Linked DNA regions of Homo sapiens: region 2 is linked to region 1. Evidence: read pairs that join two places in POLR2A ChIA-PET (ENCODE). Cell type or tissue: PC-9. All regions are shown on one strand. Each heading gives the region's core, and the rest is flanking DNA. Links, peaks and the distances in the headings are about the cores only. Region 1 has its middle 160 kb from the start of POLR2M. Region 2 has its middle 17 kb from the start of GCNT3.

Region 1 (2,817 bases), core at 196-2,695:
TGATGGTAAAAATTTCTCACCATCAGACATACCCCAAAAGAATGGCTAAATGAAGTTTTCTAAATAGAAAATAAACAATTTAAAAATAAATCTGGAACATCAAAAAGAGTAAAAATATAAGTAAATACAATATTAACTCTCCTTGAATTTTCTAAATTATGTTTGACAGCTGAAGCAAAAATTGTAATGCCTGTTGTGGTTCTAAATATCCTTTTATAATACTTCCAAGAGTGAATTAAAAATAAGGCCAAACTATAGGCCATCTATAAGCTTACTTTAAATATAGGTAGATTGAAATTAAAAGGATAGAGAAAGGTATATCATGCAAACTTTAATCAAAGGGAAACGGGTGGCTATATAAATGTTGGACAGACTTCAAAACAAAATTATCAGAGCAGAGAGAGACATTATTTAATAATAAAAACAGAATTCACCAAGAAAATACACTGGTCTTAAGTGGGTATGCACCAAACACAGAGCTGTAAAATGACGGAGCTGAAAGGAGAAGTTGTCAAATTCACCATTACTGTTGAATACTTCATTCCTCTCTCAGCAATTAATAGAACAACTAGGCAGAAAATTAGCAAGAACATAGAAAAACTCAACATGATTGCTGACAGAAGCTAATCAACATTTATAGAACACTCTACTTAATTGAAGTGGAATACACATTTTTAAGCGCCCATTGAACCTATACCGTGATAGATCATATCTTAGGCAATAAGACAAACCTCAAAAAATGTAAAAGAAAAAAAATCATACAGTGTATATTCTCTGACCACAATGACACTGAAGTAGAAATCAGTAACAAAAAGATAATTTAAAAATCTCCAAATCCCTGGATGTTAATAACACACTGCTAAATAATCCATGGGTCAAAGAAGAAGTCTAAAGGGAAATAAAAATACATTGAACTAAATTAAAATAAAAATGCAACATATTAAATTTGTGGGACATAGCTAAAGCAATGCTTAGAGAGAAATTTATAGCACTAAATAAATTTGAAAAAGTCTCAATAATCTAAACCTTGATCTTAACAACCTGAAAAAGGGCAAAATAAACCCAAAACAAGTAGAAGAAAATAAATTATAAAGAGCAGAAATCAATAAAACTGAAAAGAGGAAAACAACAGAGAAAAATCAATGAAAGAATGAGTTCTTTGAAGAGATCAATAAAATTGACCAACCTCTAACAAAATTAGCAAAGAAAAGATTAAAGAAAACACAAATTACTAACATCAGGAATTAAACAGGGGATATCATTATAGACCTCAAAGACATCAAAAGAGACTATTACAAAAAACTCTACTCACATAAATTTGTCAAATTCGATGAAATCGGCCAATTTAAGAAAAGCACAAACTACCACAACTCACCCAACAGTAGATAGATAATGTGAATAGCTCTATAGCTATTAAGGAAATTGAGTTCATAATTTTTAAAACTTCTCCAAAAAGAAGTCTCCAGGTCCAAATAATTCCACTAGGGAATTCTGCCAAATAGTTGGAAAATAAACACCAGTTCTGCACAATCTCTTCCCAAAAAAAAAAAAAAAAAAAAAAAAAAAAAACAAGAGGAAGTAATGCTTCCCAGTTCATTCTATACATCCAGGATTGTCCAGATATCAAAACCAGACAAAGATAGTTTAAAAAAAAAATGAAACAACAGGCCATTCTCATGGCTATAGACACAGAAACCTTTAGGACTTTAGCAAATAGAATTGAACAATATATATAAAGAGAGCTATATAACATGTCCAAGTGGGGTTTATTCTAAGGATGCAAGCCTGGCTCAATATTGGAAAATCAGTCAGTGTGATCTAGTTTAATTATAGGCTATCAAAGAAAAAGTACATGATTATGTCAATTGATGCAGAGAAAGCATTTGAAGAAAATTCAACCCTCATTCATGATAAACTCTCAGAAAAATATGAATAGAAGTAATGTTCTCAACCAAATAAACAGCACCTGTAAGAACCCACAGTTAACATTATATTTAATAATGAAAGTCTGAATGATTTCCCTGTAAGATCAGAACAGGGCAAAAAGGGTAACTCTCACCATTCTTATTTAACATGGTACTGGAAGTTCTAGCCAGTGCAGTAAGGCAAGAAAAGGCATTCAAATCATTAGGAAAGAAATAAAATTGTCCCTATTTGCAGATGACTTGGTTGCCTTTTTAGGTAATTCCAATGAATCTACTAAAGAAATAAAGACTCCTAGAACTAATAAGTGAGTTCAGCTAATTTGTGGGACACAAAATCAATGTACAACAATGAACTGCACTTTTGTATAGTAGCAATGAACACACTTATCAATAACTTAAAAAATGATGTGCAAGCAGCAACTTGGAGGACAAACACTGACTCAAAAGCCAGAAGTTCTAGGACCCAGCTTAAGTTACAAAATGAACTTTGGTCAATTCACTCAGCTCGGTCTCTGTTTTCACTTTTTGGATGTGAGGAAATTAGACTCATCTCTATAATCACTTCAGCTCTAATATTCTGTTGCTTCTAATTTCATCATTTTAAAGTAACTTTATGACTGTAAGAAATGAATGTTCTTTATTAGGCGGAACATACCTAAAGGCATAAGGAAAAAAATACGCATAGTCTTACTTATAACTCAGAAAAAAGCTCACTGTTAATATTTTGGTGTTTCTTACTTCTAGCTTTTTTCCCCTAGCATATATACAAAGAGAAAAATTATACACATTACACACCCACACATATTTTTATACACTGGGGGTCATAGTCCCTGTACAATTCTGTATCTGAGTTTTTCACCCGGTATTATATATAAGTGTTTTCCCACATCAT
Region 2 (2,817 bases), core at 62-2,561, 1.7 Mb after region 1:
GATAAATTTGGCTACACAAAATCAATGCAATCTTCTGTATATTAACTGTTGCCCCTAGGAAAGAACCCCATAAAACGTAGTCAAAGTTGAACAGTACACTAGGATACAATGTCTACAAAACCAGAACAAAGAGGGAATAGACATTAAGCTGAAAGAACTCTCACAGATTAATAAAAATCAGCTAACACTCCAATAGGAAAATATGGAGAAAAAAGTTAATAGTAAAGAAATTTAAGAGGCCAAGGTGGGAGGATTGCTTGAAGCCAAGAGTTCTAGACCATCCTGGGTAACATAGCAAGACCTCACCTTTACACGTTTTTTTTTTTTTTTTTTTTTTTTTAATTAGCTGGGTGGGGTGGCATCCACCTGTAGTCCCAGGTACTCAGGAGGCTGAGGAGGAAGGATGGCTTGAGCCCAGGAGGGCAAGGCTGCAGTGAGCCGTGATCTTGCCATTGCACTCCAGCCTGAGTGGCAAGGTGAGACCCTGTCTCTAAAAAAGAAAAAAATAAGAAATGCAAATGGTCCCCCAAACTATGAAAAAATGCTCAAGCTTACTACTAATCAAAGAAACAGATTAAAACTACAGTAAGATGTCATTATTTAATTTATTGATTGTGGAAAGACAAAAGTACCAGATGATACCAGATGATGACAAGGGGTAAACAGGTACTTTATTTTATTTATTTCTTAAACATTATCTTTTTTTTTTTTTTTTTTGAGAGAGCCTGTCACCCAGGTTGGAGTGCAGGGATACAATCTCAGCTTACTGCAGCCTTGACCTCCTGGGCTCAAGTGATCTTCCCGCCTCAGCCCCCCAAGTAGCTGGGATTACAGTTGCATACCACCACTCCCACCTCTGCCTCCCAAAGTGCTAGGATTACAGGTGTGAGCCACCATGCCCACCCAACAGGTACTTTTGTATTAAGTGGATAAAACCTTTTGAGAAGTATCAAACACTTTTAAAGCTGTGACCCAGAAATTATACTTCTAATAATTCTATAAAAATAGCTGCACAAATATATATACACATGTATTTTATAAAATTTAAATGTTGACACAGCTTTCAATATATGTGTGTATTTTAATACAGCTATTTTTGTAATTAGAAATGCATTGTAAATAACTACTTTTTGTTAAAAACACGATTATTTAAATATACTGTAACTCAAGCATAACTGAAGAGGTAATCTGTGGCCTTTAAAAACAAGGTAGTTTTAGTGTGTTGTCCAGGGTGTTGAAAAAAATGAAAAAAGAAAAAAAAGAAAAATGTAGCTTTCAATGTACTACCATGGAATGACTTTCAGTATATTGTCAAGAGAAAAAGTTTCAAAAAAGCAGGTAAAATATTGAGTTTTTGTAAAATAATAATATGTTGACTGCTGTTGACATGCTTTTTTCTGTAAGTTTCTTCACAAGGAGAGCATGAGTCACTAGGGTACTGAATGAAATGTGTCTTAGAATTCAGTGATCCTTCCTCCTTCGGAGCTGGGCAGTCTCATCCATCCAACCACTTTATCACACACTCCACAAACAGTTACGTGTTCCCCAGGCAATGAGTGTGAGGCTAAGCAAACTGACCTTGAAGCTGGATTCCCTGAGCATGAATTCATCAGTGTTACTCTGGGCAAGTTACTTTTTCCAGTTAGGATCCACTTTATCTATCTTTATGGTTGAAGAAACAGGCACAGGGAAGAGAAAGGTTATATCCAAGGGAGTTCCCCAGCCAGGAAGTAGCCCAGCCTGATCTAGAATTGTACTAGGAGTTGGCCAGCCTGACTAGGAATTATTTTACTTGCAGTGTGGGCAGCTGGACTGGAGTGGAGAAGTAGGTAGGCCTGGCGCTTCTCTGCCAGGGTATAAATTCTGGCTCTGCCACCTACCAGTTGTTATAACTTTGAATAAGTTACTCAGTGTCTCTCTGCCTTATAGGATTTGTTGTGAGAACTAAATGTTAGGTGCTTGGAACAGCATTTGGCACATACTTAGACTCAGTATATCTTAGTTGTTGTTATTTGTAAGATATTAGGGATTAAAAAGTGAACAAGGAAGCATAATCCTTGTACTGGAGGAACTGACAACATAGCCAAGTATAGAGTGTGGGAAATAGTATGATGAGGAAGCATTTCAGGATGGTATGACAGCTAGGAAGAGGGGCTGGGCATGGTGGCTCAGGCCTGCAATCCTAGCACTTTGGGAGGTGGAGGCGAGTGGATCACTTGAGCTCAGGAGTTCGAGAGCAGCCTGGGCAACATGGTGAAAGCCCATCTCTACAAATAAAAAAATTAACTGGGTATGGTGGCACACATCTGTACTTCCAGCTATTTGGGGGGCTGAGGCAGGAGGATGCTTGAGCCCAAGAGGTGGAGGTCACTGTGAGGTGAGCTGAGATCACGCCATTGCATTCCAGCTGGGTGGCAGTGTGACGCGCTCTTTAAAAAAAAAAAAAAAAAACTAGGAAGAGGTGCGTTCAACCCAGGGAAGGGTCATGGGAGGCTGCCTAGAGGAAGTCGCAGGCAAGCTGAGGAGGCAGAGAGAGCAGCCTGAATCAAAGTCCAGAGATGATAAAGAGCCTGGTTATTTTCAGAAGCCAAAAGGAAGGCAAGAGAAATACCTGAGCACACATTGAGACAAGGCCAGGCATTGTGACTCGAGGCTCAGGCCACTGTGTTGGACCTTCAGCTCAGTGGTTCCTGCTTCTCCTGTTGTTTGTCTGGCTGATCTCTGCTCACCCATCAAGTATTAGCCTAAATGCCACTTCCTCCAGGATGTCTTCCCGGAACCCAAGCTTCCCACAGTTTATGTCTTCTTGCTGCAGGA

The links. Peaks named below come from ENCODE experiments on the same cell type or tissue, not always from the same donor. Only the 100,000 strongest peaks of a DNase experiment are listed, where the experiment ranks them.
Region 2: POLR2A ChIA-PET joins it to region 1 with 21 read pairs; 2 of 35 experiments call an interaction of 5 or more read pairs at or near these places.

What each region holds. Positions count from the first base shown.
Region 1 is chr15:57,869,373-57,872,189 of GRCh38, forward strand. No RefSeq gene overlaps it. Among named protein-coding and RNA genes, the nearest start is that of POLR2M, 160 kb to the left of the region's middle. In PC-9, for the core only: no CTCF peak of the experiment used is centred there; no DNase peak of the experiment used is centred there.
Region 2 is chr15:59,593,090-59,595,906 of GRCh38, forward strand. No RefSeq gene overlaps it. Among named protein-coding and RNA genes, the nearest start is that of GCNT3, 17 kb to the right of the region's middle. In PC-9, for the core only: no CTCF peak of the experiment used is centred there; a DNase peak (open chromatin) is centred at 1,572; H3K27ac peaks cover 1,828 bases.